Regions from separate parts of the Mus musculus genome. Here region 2 is linked to region 1. The links are chromatin loops, found by intact Hi-C in ENCODE. Cell type or tissue: left cerebral cortex. All regions are shown on one strand.

Evidence for each region. Hi-C counts contacts between places; a loop is a spot of excess contacts. Peaks named below come from ENCODE experiments on the same cell type or tissue, not always from the same donor. Only the 100,000 strongest peaks of a DNase experiment are listed, where the experiment ranks them.
Region 2: it touches region 1 in a loop (2.9-fold over the local background); 7 of 42 quality-filtered maps call a loop at or near these places.

Annotation. Positions count from the first base shown.
Region 1 is chr1:169,455,691-169,463,690 of GRCm38, forward strand. It overlaps Gm34535 (a long non-coding RNA gene), which reads left to right and starts at 7,276. Exons shown (of 3, transcript XR_373696.1): 1 at 7,276-7,495. In left cerebral cortex, a CTCF peak has its summit at 3,891 (motif pointing left); DNase peaks (open chromatin) are centred at 3,513, 3,876 and 7,269; H3K4me3 peaks cover 420 bases; H3K27ac peaks cover 1,092 bases.
Region 2 is chr1:169,343,804-169,351,803 of GRCm38, forward strand. No RefSeq gene overlaps it. Among named protein-coding and RNA genes, the nearest start is that of Gm34477, 17 kb to the right of the region's middle. In left cerebral cortex, a CTCF peak has its summit at 4,130 (motif pointing left); DNase peaks (open chromatin) are centred at 656, 3,303 and 4,121; H3K27ac peaks cover 243 bases.

The DNA.
Region 1 (8,000 bases):
AGGACAGAACCCAAATCCAAAAATAGGGATTAGTTTCGGCCACAGAATGTGGGGCAAGGGTACTTCCTGAACCCATGTATTCATCAAATTGCAGCCTCAGCAACAGACATGGCAGACCAGTTAGACCCAGCAAGCAAGAAAAAACAAATAAGACACTACAATGATTCTCCTCAGCCAGGTACCGATGGAAGAGACTTAGAGCAGGCAAGGGTGTGTGCTTGCCACTCCCTTAACATGTGTGACCTTGCCAAGTCACCCAAACCATTCACCTTAGCTTGTACCTCCTCTGTGCCTCCACTCCACACAGATGCATCAGGCGCCTTGTCTCTGGTGACTATTTGGTCTGAGTCCCAAGGAGAACCCCCAATAAGTCAGAAGAAAGCCTTACCAATTTCAGATTACCATTTCTAGAACTGATGGTTCATTTAAAAATCGTATGAATGTGTGGTCATTGCCTCGAGAACAGGGCTTCATCAGCTGAACTACAAAGAAGGTCCCGTGTGCAAATTGCCTTTAAGATGGAAAGCAGCTCTTACAGAATGAGTAGAAATCCTTGGGCGTCGGTTACAATGCATAGATTAATCCTTCCTGTCTTGTTTCCTGAGTGTGTTTTCCTGTGTGAGAGGCGCCTGTATCTCAATGTTCTTCCTCACCTCACTGGGCATCACTTCCCTGCTTCTTGTCCAGGGATCCTTCAAAGTCTTAGCCAGCGCCAGCCTGTCCTGACTAGCTAGCCCTCTCCAAGTGAAGCTAATCGACTCCCTATTAGATAGTTGGTTTGGATTGTCAGCGGATGAAAGTTAGACTCACCATGGAAACATACTTCTGAATGGGTCGTTGACATATGTGTGTATCTCCAGAAACATTGACCTGCAGAGAGATCAACCATAGACATGGGCGATGCCAGCCCATGGGTTGACCTACCTCTGTTCTGTGACTGAAGTTGCAGCTTGACCAGCTGCCTCATGCTCCTGCCAGGATGATACCTGTTCCCCTGAACCGTAAATCAAAATAAGCCACTCCTTTCTTAAGTTGCTTTTGCCATAACCACAGGAACTGTAACTGATGCCCCATCTACCTCTAAAGCCCGCTCCTCACTCGTCTCCCCTCCAACTCCCAGGACGTTGCATAGAGAAGTACACTGGCCTCTTCCTTTTAGCTCTGGGTCCCACCTCCCAGATGATCAACAGTAATCATAAATGGTTTCTGTGGTCCTCACTATTTAGACCTCCTGCGAGACAGGCAGAGCCAGCATTTCTATTTTACAAATAAGAAAACAAAGCTCACGTGTGGTTAAATTGCTCATAAAACATGCCTACCGATAGAAAGTGATAGGAGCCTGGCTGGGTCCCAGCTCTTGTCTGTGTCCTGTGTGTTCTCTAGTACCCTGTGTTCCCCCTACAGAGCATTGCTGAGTGGACAGCTGTCTAAGATATGGATACAATACTTCTCAAAATACCTCCCAAAGCCAGGTAGCTCATCCCTGTAGCCTCAGTATTTGGGAGGCTGAGGCAGGAGGATTTTCATGAGCGTGGGGTAACATGTGCTACAAAGGGTCAGATCATCAAGAGCTACAGGCTCAAATCTTTTCTCAAAAAAAGAAGAAGAAGAAGAAGAAGAAGAAGAAGAAGAAGAAGAAGAAGAAGAAGAAGAAGAAGAAGAAGAAGAAGAAGAAGAAGAAAGAATCCTCCAGGTGTTAATTTCCTATAACTTCCCCCTTGTTATTTCTGCCAGTCTACTACTACAGAGTAATGCTTTTGGGTAAATGCAGCTTTCCCCCCAGGCATTCAGTTTAAGCTCTAAATATCCTAGGATATGGTTGGCACCTCTGAGGACCCCATAATAAATGTAACTAACTTAAACTCTGAAACCTAAAACACCTAGCTTATTCATATAAAGCCCTTTAATGTTGGTGTGAGTATGTACAGTTGCATTTAGTTGCATACACGTGTACATGTATGCATGCATGTACATTTGGAGGCCATAAGACAGACTCAGCTGTCCTTTCTCAAGTGCTATCTACTTCTATGTGTGTGGGGGGGTGGTGGCATAATCTCCCCCATAGGCATGGGAAATATCTGTCTTTCTCTCCCTGGCAATAGACTGTCACAACTAAGCAATTATGCCCAGGCCATTTCAACCTGTGTTCTGGTGGACCAAAGTTAGGACATTGTTCTTTCAAGTCAATCACTTTGCCAGCTTTAGATATTATACAGACTAGATCTTGGTCTATATAAATGGGAGTGTTAGATACATGGCAGAGTTACTGTAAAGAATTTTAAGAATATACATAAAATACTGGATACACACACACACACATATATATGTATATATATAATCAATAAGTCACACAAGTTTTAAAATATAAAGTTAAATGTGATATGGGAGGCTGAGAGTTCCTATTAAATTGTTCTGCCATTCAATAACTCTATAGGTAGAAGAATAGCTGCTCTGTTAATTAATTTTCATATTTATGAAACATTGTCATTATATTATCAACACTACCCTCACAAACAAACACAATAATGCACTATAAGTTGTTCCCAGAGCAAGTAATAATAATAAAAAAAAAAACCCAGCTAGATGATAGGTTCAGTTGTCACATCACTTCTGCCATAGGATGAGCCCCAGGCGTTCCCCTGTCCAGTATCTCTTGTTCCTTCTAAACAGCAGCATCATATGCTGATGGGATGTCTTCCCGATAAAATGGACCAAGATATCAGGAAAAGGAGAGCACTGAAGATGGAAAGAGAGGGGGTGGGGTAGCATTCAAGAGGTCACAGAAACCAAGTCTGTCGCTTCCACAATGAGGTACCCAGAGGATACCCTCCCAATTAGGAGGCCCACTCCTGGAAAGGTGGCCATTGCTCTCTGTCCTCCTTGAGACACTACACTAGCTCCCTTTGCCTCACCAAAAAGTACCCCTCCCTGCTCCTCAACACCCACATCCATCATGGACCAAGTCTCTTCCCACCATTTATTGACACTCATTTTCCCGTTCCCCATGTGTGCAAACGCAGTGTGGCCTTTCTGGCAAGTGGAAAGAGAAGAGGAATGTGCCGGGGCACCCTCATGCCAAGTGCTAGAATGCCCAGTACTGTGTATCACTGCACGTAATGACTTGAGAGAGAAAGAGACAGACAGACAGACAGACAGACAGACAGAAAGACAACAGATCATCTCAGGCAGAGGCAACAGAGAAGCAGCACCCATATACCACCCCCTCTCCCCGTTGCAACCTAAAAAAGGACAATCAGGTTGTCTTCATGTCCAGAGAGCAGAGGTCAGCTCCAGAACGAGGGAGGTCACTGTCGAAAATGGGCTTCAGGACCCAATTATGTCCCTCATGACATTGGTTTGCAGTGCAGAACCAATTTGAAAATGTGGCATGATCAGCAGTTTCGCCCCAGGAGAGTCCAGGACCAGAGGAAAGGGGTGTCATAAATCAAGCCTCAGTTGCCCTGAGTGGGAGCCCCGGGCTGGACTAGGCCAGGCGGCTGTGAGGCAGGATTGAGATGCATTGGCTGAGCTGTGACGGTGACCCCCAGACTGAAATAATTGGGGTTGGGGGAGGTGCATCATGGGTCAGACTAAAGGGTGGTGAGAGAATATAAGGGGTGGGGACTGGGAGGAAGAGCTTTCAAAAGGCCTGCCTAGACAATGACAGGCTCTGGTCAGAGTAATTATCTGCCATGTTCAGAAGTACTGCATTCACTTTTAAAGGACACACATACGCACAAGCCACACAAATACACAGGCACAAAAGGGAGAAAAACCCTCCTGAGAGAAAACAAAGTATGACTACTATACAGCAAAAACAGTAGATCCCAGAGGGAAAGGCGATTGAAACTTAGGAACTTCATTCCAAAGTAAACAGTGCCCTCTAGAGGCACGAGGCTCACATGCAGGTGAAGTCAAACAAAAGAAGTTTCGGCGGAAGTGACCCTCGAGCTTTAGATGGCCTGGAAGGAGGACGATCCCATGCATTTCCTCTTCAGACTGAGTATCCATCATCCTTTCCCCAAGGCAGGTTTACTCCAGTGACTGTGAGGATGCCTTTAGCTGAACACACTTGCCAATGGACTGCTGTGTCATGGGAAGTTTCATTTATAAAATTGAGTGTATGTGTGTGTCTGTGTGTGTGTATATATATATATATTTATATATGTATATATATATATGTATGTATGTATGTATGCAGAGAGAGAGAGACTTCAGGATACTTTGTAGCGTAAATATTTTTGAAGCCTATATTATGACATATTCTGTCAATTTCCTCAATAAATCTAAATTCAAAATTGATCTCACAAGTGCCAGGCCAAGTGATAAAAGGCTAATAGGAGACCATTAAAGGCAGAGTTCATTGAGTTCCCACCATGAATCTCTCCAGAAGCAGAGTCTACTCTGGTCTCCCTTTCCAGGCTTCTAGTTAGACGTTTACCACACATCTCAGCCACTTCCTTACCAATGCCTCCCTCTCTCCTCCCTTTTACACAGCTGTCCCTATTGGGGAAAAGAAATCCTAGCTTCAAATAACCAGATGCAACCTCAAATTGAAACCCACTGGCATCAGGCCACATGCACAGTGATCTGAGATTCCATTGTGTTGTCACATCATGGCTGACAGTGACCTTCTCATTTGGCTGGTGGAAGGAGCCATCAACGTAGTCATGGGAGATATCCAAGTTGGTGTCCAACAACAACAAAAAAAAAGTGTCTCTTCCTTCCCTTCTATAGAGAAATAGCAGAGACTCCAGCCACCAATCTCTTCCTCCTGGGTCCACACTGCATCCCAAATGCCACCAGACAGGTACCCAAGTCATTGTCACCCAGCCACCCATCCCTACTACCACCATCAGCATCTGGTGAAAACAAACTTCTCAGGCATTTAATGTCCCTTTCAGTCCTCGTTCTATTGCACCTTCTAGCTCACTGCCTTCTGGAACATTCTAAGACAGACCATCTGCCTTATGAAGGCTACCTCACCCATTTCTACTCCCCTCTGCAAAATTCAAAATGTCTACCATCTCTCTCTCTGCCAGACTCCAGACTCATCTTTGTTGAGGTCTCTCCAGCTATTCCCAACCTTTGATATCTTGACCAGTTTGGACTCTGGAGAATTGAATCAACTTATTCCTACAGTGTTGGGATTGAGCCCAGGGCACCCAGGAGCACACATGCTGAGAAAGTCCCTTCTACCGCTGCCCAGCCCCTTTTCATGCCTTATTAATTTAAAATTTAAAACTATATAAAGAATGATGCACATCTCTAAGTATGGACATGGAAAGATGACTGCTTCATTGGTGACTTGAGGGAATAAATATAATGTGTATTTTGAGCCACTTTTGTTTTAAAAAAATACACACACACACACATGTGTGTACACATCTATAAACACACAGTTACAATGGACAGGGATGGTCAGGAGTTTCTACTTTTTAAACATTCTATGATTTTGGGATTTTTTAAACATTTTTTCATTCTGTCTGTATATACTTTTTGATTTTAGAAAAACAACATTTTTCAAATAAATCAACAAACATTCACTTGCCAAGTGTTAATCTAATTGCTAGGGGGCCTCTAGGGTGGTCTTGGCTTTCTACAGAATTAATATCTGGGAGAAAAATTCAACAGAAGACTGAGACAGGAATATGCAAAGAGCTATGAACTTAGTCAAATCCAGGGGAACTCGTAGACATAGGATGTCAGCTTTGTTGGAGGCTAAGCAAAAGAAAAAAAAATTTTACTGGAGGACCAGGCAAATGAAAACCACACTAGTGTCTTACTGAGTGCATGCCCACTGAGTGGAAAAGAAAGCACTGGGCACTCTTGGTGGAGGGAAAAGACTCACGATAACAAAGGTGTTGGCCTATCTAGGGAGGAGCAAGCAATTCTGCATGTGTAAACAAGAACATGTAGGAAAAGGAGAGAAAGAAGATGTTAGAGCAGCGGTTCTCAACCTTCCCAATGCTGTGCCCCTTTAATACAATTTCATTGCTACTTCATAACTGTAATTTTGTTACCATTATGAATCCTAATGTAAATATCTGTTTTCCAATGGTCTTAGGTGACCCCCATGACCCTTCAAAGGGGTCATATCCCACAGGTTGAGAACCACTGCTCTGGAGTCTGGGCGTTGAGAGGATACAATTCGAGGGAAAGGCACAGAGCCTTAGCATGAAGATTGCTGGGACCAGAGATCAGTGCCTTCCTGGGTCATTTCTCTACCTTATTTTTGAGAGAAGATCTCTCGGTGAACCCAAAACCCATCATTTCTCTTAGACTGGCAGGCTAACTACTAGCTCCCAGGATCCAATTGTCTCTACCCACCAGGGCCGGCGGTACAGGCTGCTTTATACAACCGTGGATCACAGCTCCAGGAACTCAGGCTTGCACGCAACAACATCCCCCAGTTAGCTATCTCTCCAAGCCAGAAACGGACTCTTTACACAACAGCAAACAACAGACAGTGTGAAGTAGGTATTTATCTGTGATATCATCATTTATTTCCTGGTATCACTGTTGAATTATTTCATGATATGTATGACGATTTTAATGTATCTATTGTGTATGTCATAGTCTCCAAGTGAGCAACAGAGGAAGTTAGAAACTTGCACCCATTTAGAGCACTGGCAGAGACCTGAGCACATTTTTTATGAATGGAATCAAAAACTGTGTTGATCTGCGATATTAAGTGTTGTCCGCAGCCTGGGCACAGGAACACAGCATTTATTTCTTAAGCTGTTCTCTGAGTGATCAGTGGAGGAGGCATCTTGCCTTCTGCTTCTTACCAGCTCCAGTTCCCATAGGGATCCCCTCCACTCCCGGAAGACCTCACCTCACAGCAGCAGCTTTTGTGAACCTGCTGGAGAGATGGCGGCTTGGCCCAGGGAGCGTCCACATGGTGTCTGATGATAACACCTCGAGCAAGAAAAAAAGAAAAACGGTTTTCCACTGATGGCAGTGTGTACAAGCCGGCTGAGCTGCTTGGCACAACCCCCGCAGCTGTGTATTCATGATGCTATGTGTAAGCCAAAAAAAAAGGGGGGGGGTAGGGGTTTGAACGATATAATCAATACAGGCTGAAATTTGGTTGACCCACTCAAGTTCTTGCCTCTCACTGCCTAACTGCTCTGTGAGAAGCGGGGAGCTGGGCTGTAGACATAAGCCTCCCCCTCAAAAAAGTTTAAACCCCCACTGTGCAGAAAAACAGGAACAGATTCTGCCACATGCAGTGCCACTTGGCTGCGTTTCCCACACGTTCAGGATGATTTCTGTGGCAGACCTTCCCAGTGGGTGGAAGGGAACCAGACGCCCTACCCCCACTCTTGGGAACCTGTGATGATGGGGCAAGTAAGCTCCGGGGTGGAGAGTAGATCTACTTCACAGCCTTGGATTTATTTGAAAACTGGAAATCACGGTGCTGATGTAACCAGGGGAACGCATCCAGTGTCCCAGGGGCTGGCCTCTCATCCGTGAGTCTACACAACCAACTGTAAGCTGACCTGTATGCACTCTTTCCTATCTTTCATGGACCAGGTGGTTTTGGAAATTGACATTCTCACAAATGAAGGTCCAAGAAGAAAGCTAGGGTCTGATTGTGTTGTCTTTGTGTGCCATGGTTAAGGCACCATGAGATAAATAATCAAAATTAAACCTAAAGTTGGCAATAATAATAATAATGCCCATCTGGCAACATTTGGGTACTTTGCCTTAAAATTTGGAATGAAGCTGAGTTAAATTAAGATGGTTCAAAGGACTGGTCAGATGGCTCAATGAGTAAGAGGGCTTGCAATGCAAACCTGAAGACCTGAGTTTTGAATCCAAGTAAAAGGCAAGGTATGGTCATTGTCTAGGACCACAACATCTTATGGAGGATGGCTGGGATTTGGTGGCCAGCCAATCTAGCCAATAAACTAGAGAAAATACTCCACACCATTCTCTAGCCTCTGAATGTAATGTACATTCACAGGGGGTAGCACCCGCACACACAGGTCCAT
Region 2 (8,000 bases), 110 kb before region 1:
CAACTAAATAAAGTCCATGTGCACTTTTTGGCTCACAGAACACTTTCTCAAGCATTACCTCACAAGCTCCACAATAGCATATTTGTGAGATAATTTGTATCTTCTGACACAGATATAGGCTACATCGTGTTCAAATAGGGTGAAACATACCTATCTCCTGGAATGTTGATCACGCTCTTTGTGTTGATGTTTTAGGAGCAGCATTTTGGACACTATCTTCATCCTCAAGCACCTGCTGGGGAGAGCGTTCTAGAGATTCTTGCTTCCTTGTACCATAATTTTATTGTCATTGGCCAACCTTTGCCTATTCCTCCCTCCCTTCTTCTCCTCAGCCTTGGATAACTACCATTCTACACTCAGCCTCTAAGAGATTAACTTTATTATATTATGCGTACAAATGAGATCATATAGTGCTGATGGGTATTTTTAACCCCATTTTCCAGAACCAAGAAACTAAGCCTTGGAGCACTTGAGTGATTTGTTTTTTACCAAGGTCGCAAACGTAGTTAATAGCAACACCATGTCTCATGCAGAGGCTCTGAACCCTAAACCCTGTGTTCTTTTCATGGCTTTATTCAAGCCTCGTAATTCTAAAATACAGTCCTAAAATAACACAAAAGCCTCCGCCAGCCTCCTTCTTTATTCCCTTGACCTCATTAAAGCTTAAATGGAACTTGTCCTCGCAAACTTAGGGTGCAACATCAAATCCGTTTGAGTTTCTAGGGCGCATAGCGACAGCTTGCTTTAATCTAATAATTGGCTGGCGTGGAACCACAGAAAGACCATTTAAAAGAAGGCAAATTGTTATTTTTCAAAACCAAGCCATTCCCTGACTAAAAGGTTCAGAGCTTTTTCCCTTTCCAAGAAAATATTTATTCCTCTAAAAGATTTCTTCCCGTTAACAATATTTTTACAGGCTTTGTGATACTTTTACAGCATTTTAGATGCAACCTAAATACTATATATTTCGAGAATGGAACCATTACATTAAGAACACTGCATATGTTTAAAAGTGTCTTTTATGGGGTTTATTAAAAGAAGCCATAAATTTCTAAGAAAGGTTTAAGCCATATTACACTGATCTTACTTCTAATTTAAACAAAATGTAAACTTTAAGTAAAACCTTGATGTGGAATGTAAACTCCCTCACCCACCCCGAGCTGACTCATTCGCATGCGCCACCTTTAAAATATTAAATCATCTATGAGGCACTCCATTTCTCTGAGTGTTTTTCAATCACAACAAATAGCTTTCTGGTGATTGCTTGTACCTGTTGACTTTCTTGGATTCATTCACAATGAAGAATGGACGGGACCAGCTGGCTACAGGACAGGGTCAGAATAGGGTCAGCTCTGCAGGCCAGAGGCAATTTGCAGCCCTACTAAGCTCCTGAGATGCCCTCTCCAGAAATTCCCACAGATACTGAAGGCATGGCGATAGCCGTCTTAGGAATGGAAGCACTAGGCACTTGGAAGGGCTAGGCTACTTTGCAAAAGGATGCAGAAGTGGGCTGCAGGTGGCAGAGGGTCCAGCTGTATACCTTGATGCTATCCTGTCTTCCTTGTAGGATTACAGTGTGGATTAGATGAGCTCATACCTATAATTCATCTATCACAGCTTTTGACAAATAGTACTCATCAAGATGAGCAGGCCTTGACGTCAACATTGTGATTAGCCACTTCATGCTGGGGTTGATGGTTTCTTTTTTAACCACGGCCATTCCTCAAAAGGGCCACCCACAGCAAATTGTGCTATATGCACCAAATTATCCTTAAAGATGCTATCAGATAATAAGAAACATGTATTTGGTCACATTTATTTGGATTTCATTTCTACTTCTTGCCCAGTGACAGGGTAAGAGCAGAATCTTTTACTCTTTATAAAGAAGTCCCTTTCAAACAGACCTACTGAAAGGTGAGTTAAAGAGATGCCCAGTGGCTGGAAAAGAAAAAGAAAGAAAGAAAGAAAGAAAGAAAGAAAGAAAGAAAGAAAGAAAGAAAGAAAGAAAGAAAGAAAGAAAGAAAGAAAGAAAGAAAAAGAAAGAGAGAGAGAGAGGGAGGGAGGGAGGGAGGGAGAGAGAGAGAAGGAAGGAAGGAAGGAAGGAAGGAAGGAAGGAAGGAAGGAAGGAAGGAAGGAAGGAAAAGAGAGAGAAGGAAGGAAGGAAGTAAAGAAAGAAGGAAAGAGAGAAAGAAAGAAAGAAAGAAAGAAAGAAAGAAAGAAAGAAAGAAAGAAAGAAAGAAAGAAAGAAAGAAAGAAAGAAAGAAAGAAAGAAAGAAAGAAAGAAAGAAAGAAGGAAGGAAGGAAGGAAGGAAAGAGAGAGAGAAAGAAAGAAAGAAAAGAAGCCCCACATTGCAGGAAAGAGCCTGGTCACCAAAGGAATCAACTACACACTATAGTCATAGGAACTTTGAGCCCCTCAGAGGAAAATCATTGGGCTAATCACCAACACACATTGATAACTATGCAATAGAGATTCCTGAAAGCCCTAGCAAGACATCTGAGGTTCTGGGTTAATGAAATCTTCCAATAGAGTAGCACACCCCAAGCAAAGACAGGACAGCTACCCTACCCCAGGCCCTTTCTAACCTTGCTTTATGCTCCTATTCATTTGTAGTTTTGATGACATCACTCATAAGGAACTGGTAGACATAAAGATACTGTTCCCCAGAGTTCTGTGTCCCATTACTGCAATTCACTGGAACAGGGAGGGCAGTGTCCCAATCAGTAGAAAAGGCAACAAAAACATGGGACCTTGGAAATGCAAACTGAGCCCTCTACAAGTTGGTTCTATGCTAACTTCAGGTATTAAGTGTCAGAACTGAGTTGAGCCCTAGGACATCCTGTTGGTCTTGTGGTATCAGCAGAGAACTAATAGGGGAGACCACCACACATTTATTTTAAGTATTATAAGAAAAAGAACAGGACTTTCCTCTACCCTCTCAGACCAAGCTTGTGCAGAGCAAACTTAGCATTAAATACCAATCTAGGAAGTAGAAGTTATAGAACGAATTGATTCCACAATGTGGAAAGGTAATTGCAAGACTGAAACACTTTCTGATTCTGTGGATAAGAGCGCCAGTCTTTCTCAGTGCCACTGTATACCTTGTTGAAGCTCAAGGCAGATCTCATCTCTTAGCCAAGCATCCAGACCTTCAGCTCAGAGCAACCACTCCTTGTTCTTCCATTAAGATGCATATGTGATGATATTTCTACCCAGAGTGTTTCCCTTTTCTAAAAAGTACAGACTCCTACTCATCCTGCAAAACAAAGACCATATGTTATCTCAACTTCTTCTTCAAAACTCTGTTAGCATTTTTAAAATACTGTGTAAAATGTTCCATTGCCTCCACAGTAGGACATGCCTGTCTCTCCCACTAAAGCCTGGACTGTAAACAGCTGGAAGAAACTAGGCATGAATTATTCAGCTCTGTATCCTTTCATGCAACACAAAAACCAAGCCCACAGGAAATGTTCTATGCAAGTCTAAGGAAAGGAGTGTGTGGTGACCTCTCTGCTTTTAGCCCATCAACTTTACCTTGAAGTCTGGCCATGTCAGAATAGAGAACAAGAAAGAAATCTCATCCCCAGCTGTGCTGAGTTCTACAGGACATGAGGAAACTCTGAACAAATTCATTTTGACCTTTCCTGGCTCATAGAACAGAAAGCAATAACGTCAACCTTAGCTGTCACAAAGTCGCCCCTCTCCAAAGTCACCTGCTGCTACCTCTCAAGGTTCTGTGCCTGCTACCTTCTCCTACCTCTCCATGTTAGCACCTTTGGAAGCTCAACCAGTCATTATCCACAGACCTCCTCATGAAAGATTTGTGCTCTCTGGCATGGCTGATGGAATTCAATCCATGCTTTCTTAGAATCCTAGAGAAAAATGTGTTCTACAAGAGAACCAATATAGAGAAAGCTTGGAACATTCATGAAAATCTGATGAAGTGATGGGTCTCTGCCCTACATTTGGGTCTGTCCTCACTGTTGCACAGCTCCCAGCCTGCAAACCCTCTTTTGGGTTTTGTATTTTGAGAGTAAAGCCATTTATGCACCAATTTTCAGAAGGGGTGGTTAAGTGGTCGCCCTGAACACAGATATTATCTCACCTAACTTGCTATGTAGCAGTGACATCTACTGGGGAACATTGTCACTTCAGGGCTCCTGTTTTTATATTGGACTTAGTAACTTCAAAATGTTCACTCAATTTATCTTCGTAGCAACCTTATGAGGTGGTTAATGTTATGATGTGCAGTTATTACATGATGATGCTGAGACTCAGAGCAACTCAGTAACTGGCCTGGTGTCACATAGCAAATGTAGGGCAAAGCTGGGATTTGAACCCAGAGGAGGGTGACTTTAGCGCCTGTTCTTAGCTATCAGCACTTGTTACCTCTTGGACCATACATCCTCTTCCCGTCAAATACACCCATTACACAGCATCTTCCCTGCTGCTTTTAACTCGGATTAGATATGTACTGTTTCTACCAATAAATCCTGCTCTGGTGATCACACCCATGTACGTCACTTCCTCTTTGTCATCCTAGTACCTAGCTCACTTATGAAAGACAATAGGTGTGCCAGAGATAGTATGGAATACATTGTGCATGAGTGAATGTCATTAATAACCAAAACCCAGTGTGTGCAGGTTTCAGACACGATATGTGGAGGCAGAACCATGGGAAAGAAGCAGCTGCTTCCTTGGAATGGTCACCTTTCACACAGAGTCATCAGAAAGTATATACACAAGACTGTAGTAAACTACATGTCAATCAAGGAAGCCATTAGAAGATCCTCACAGGTCTTAGGGTAGAGTCCACATTCTCTAACTTGGAACAAAAGATTCTATAGCAGTTGGGCTCCTACTGACCTCACTTTCCTCCTCAGCACCATAGCATTTTGTACCTCTGGCTCCAGAGTTGCTGTGGTTTTCCCAAGAAATCCTCTTCACACACCTGCTGACTCTGGCATGTCCTCTCATGGGAAACTCTTATTTGGCAGAATATAGCCCTTTCTACTTTGCCTGAGAGATCTCCACTTCTCAAGAATTGGATATCAGCTCCCCTGGAACCTTCCAGAGGAACCTTCCAGAACCTTCCAGAGGAAGGTTCCATCAATACTGAGAGTCTCAGCCTTTACCCAGCAGTACGGAGGATAGAAGACATGCTACAAGTTTCAGTTAGCCTATAGCCAAGGCTGAAGCCCAGGTTGGCGATTTAGTAGATAGGTGAGCCATGAAGTTTAATTATCATTCTGAATTTCAGAATTCCTCACTCATTTTCAAACTTTGGAAAATTAGAGGTGGTGCCTACTGCATGCTGAGGTAAACACTAATTGAACAGCTAAGGTAATGTGTTTGAAACAGTTCACAGTAAAAGGTGGAAAGTGTTGGCTGCTGTTTTGTTGTTCTAACTATTTAGTCGTCTCTCTTCCCACAGTCAGTAAGTTGCTCAGCCAAAGACTGTTTTAAGAGCTGGAGAGATGGAAGAGCAATCAAGGGTATGGTACATATTACTCTTCCAGAAGTTCCCAGTGTGGTTCACAGAGTAAAGTTATATATATATATATATATATATATATATATATAAAGTATAGTGGACATCCTGAGAACCTAGCTATGTACCTGTTAAAAAATGATAAATGTTTAGGGAAAAGAGGTTGCAACTTTAAAAAGAAACAAACAGGCTAGGGATATAGCTGAGCAGGTAAAAGCCAGAAGACATGAATCTGATATCAGGAACCACAAACAGTAGAAGGAAAGAACCAACTCCAGCAAGTTGTCTGGACTTCTGTCATGTCATGCCCCATGCTCCTTCCCCCAATCAGTAAATAAATAAAAAACACACATAAATGTAACTTTGAAACCCACTGCTTTTGTACCGTAAGATCCACCAATAAAAATATATTAAAAGAAAGATGCAGGCTCACCTTTCAAACATAGCCAGTTAGGGAGTCTAAAACTGTTTAGAGAGAGGGCAGATCAAAGAACCAGGTAGGACACCAATGGAGCACAGGAAGTGCATTTCACAGTGGCTCAACTCTGCTCTTCTCTGCACAAATGGCATTGGTGGTTCCATCCTCTCAGCCCCTCTGGCTTTCCAAATCCACCCTGTACTAGGACATCTTTTGAACATAATTGCTTCCACACATGGAGAGCACATTGAAGCCATTCCGGAGGGTCATTACAGAGGCAGGAAAACTGCTGTGATATGATCTTCGGTGGGTCAGGACTCGAAAGCTGGGATGGAAGCCATCTCTGAGGGTACCATGTGGACAGCTTCAAAAGGCAACCCACTCGCAAGCATCTCCCTGCCCTTCCTCCTAGGTGGATGGACATTCCATCAGAGACCTTCTTTTTTGAAGACTTCCTATTTCTGGGGAAGATCTCATTGAAATGCCAGAGGCACTGCTGCAGAAGACTAGCCGTGTGTGTGCATTTCAAAGAATCTGTTTCCCATGAAGAGCGGGGGAATTAAAGACTTAACCACTGAGCTAGTTCAAATGACAGAGAAACAAAGAGTTGTTTCTCAAGCAACCTCTTTGTATTGTCAGACTTTGTGGGAGGGACTTCTAAGCCCTTGGTTTTAAGAGCTACATAAGGAAGGTGAGGTCATGTTGATCAGAAGACCTAGTTGATAGTAGGAAAAGAGGTTCTAAGGAGATGGTGCAGTTCAAAAAACATAGTACCTTGGGCGTAATTTCTCTAACGCTGATTCCAAAGTCCACACAGAATGGACTGTTTTAGGAGCTGTTGCTAAGGAGACCTTACCACCACTGATCAGATGGCTCTCTCTGAAGACAAAGAACAAAGGGGGAATGCAAAAGAAGATATATGATGGGAACCTATCAGTAAACATAGCTCAAAAAATTATGGAATCTAAAACCTGAAAGATCCAGCATAGCCCTGCAGGTCAAAGACTCTAGAATGTGATGTGTATATTCAATACAAATACAAAAGCCTTGGAGCTGAGAGTTGGGGATGAGACACTCAGTTAAAACCAACTGCTTAAGAACCAAATGGAGATACCAATGTCTGTCCTGGGATCCTCATGGCTTGAGAGCTGGAAGTTCTGATATATAAGGACAAGAAAAAGGACAGTGTCCCAGTGCTGGAGGAAGGCACAGACGTGTCCTCTGCCTGTTTCTGTTCTCTTGGGGCCAGGGCCAATTGGATCATGTTCTCATTCATACCGCTGAGGGCAGAGTTTCACCACACAATCTGCTCAAACTCACACGCTGATCTCCCCAGGAAACACCCTCACAGACATATCCAGGGAATTCTCCAACCTCCACCAAAAGTAGCTACCCCTGTGCTCTTGCCTCACGTGACCACACATCCTATTCATTTTCTTCTCATGCTCTCCCATCAGATCTTAGCCTCAGAGTGAAGCAAGTGAAGTCTGCTACAAGACACTCAGCTGCCTGGCCTCTCACTTCCTCAATAACAGATGCTTCTCCTACCCATGCCAGGCACAGAGGAAACACTGGTGACCAGGAAGCTGGAAGTGCAGCCCCCTTCACAGAAGCATGGGATTACAGGTGTGCACCACTATGACTAGGCCAGACTGTACATGGCCACTTGTTGGCTGTCATTAAATGTCTGTCATCTAGTACAGATCATTACATGAGAAAATGGCCAAAATATTTTCATACAGAGATGTTCCCTCAAGACATAAAAGGCTGTTTGTGAGTGTGGCTTTCTTCACAGATGTGACAATTACTTGGAACATTGTGAGGAACATGATTTGGGCATGGCTTTTGCCATTCTACATACACACTTCTTACTTGACTGTGGTGAAAACACAGCCCTTGAAATAAGTTGTATTTCAGAAATGTAACTTTAATCTTTTTCAGACCTTATTTTTAAAGGCTTTAAACCTCCCTTGTAGCCCATCACCTAGCAGAGGTAGTGGCGGGGGGTGGGGATTGAGGGGAAGTGGACTATTTAGAAAGGTTCTTTGGAGCAACTCTTGTCTGTGTTGTCTGGAAAATGGCAGTTCAGG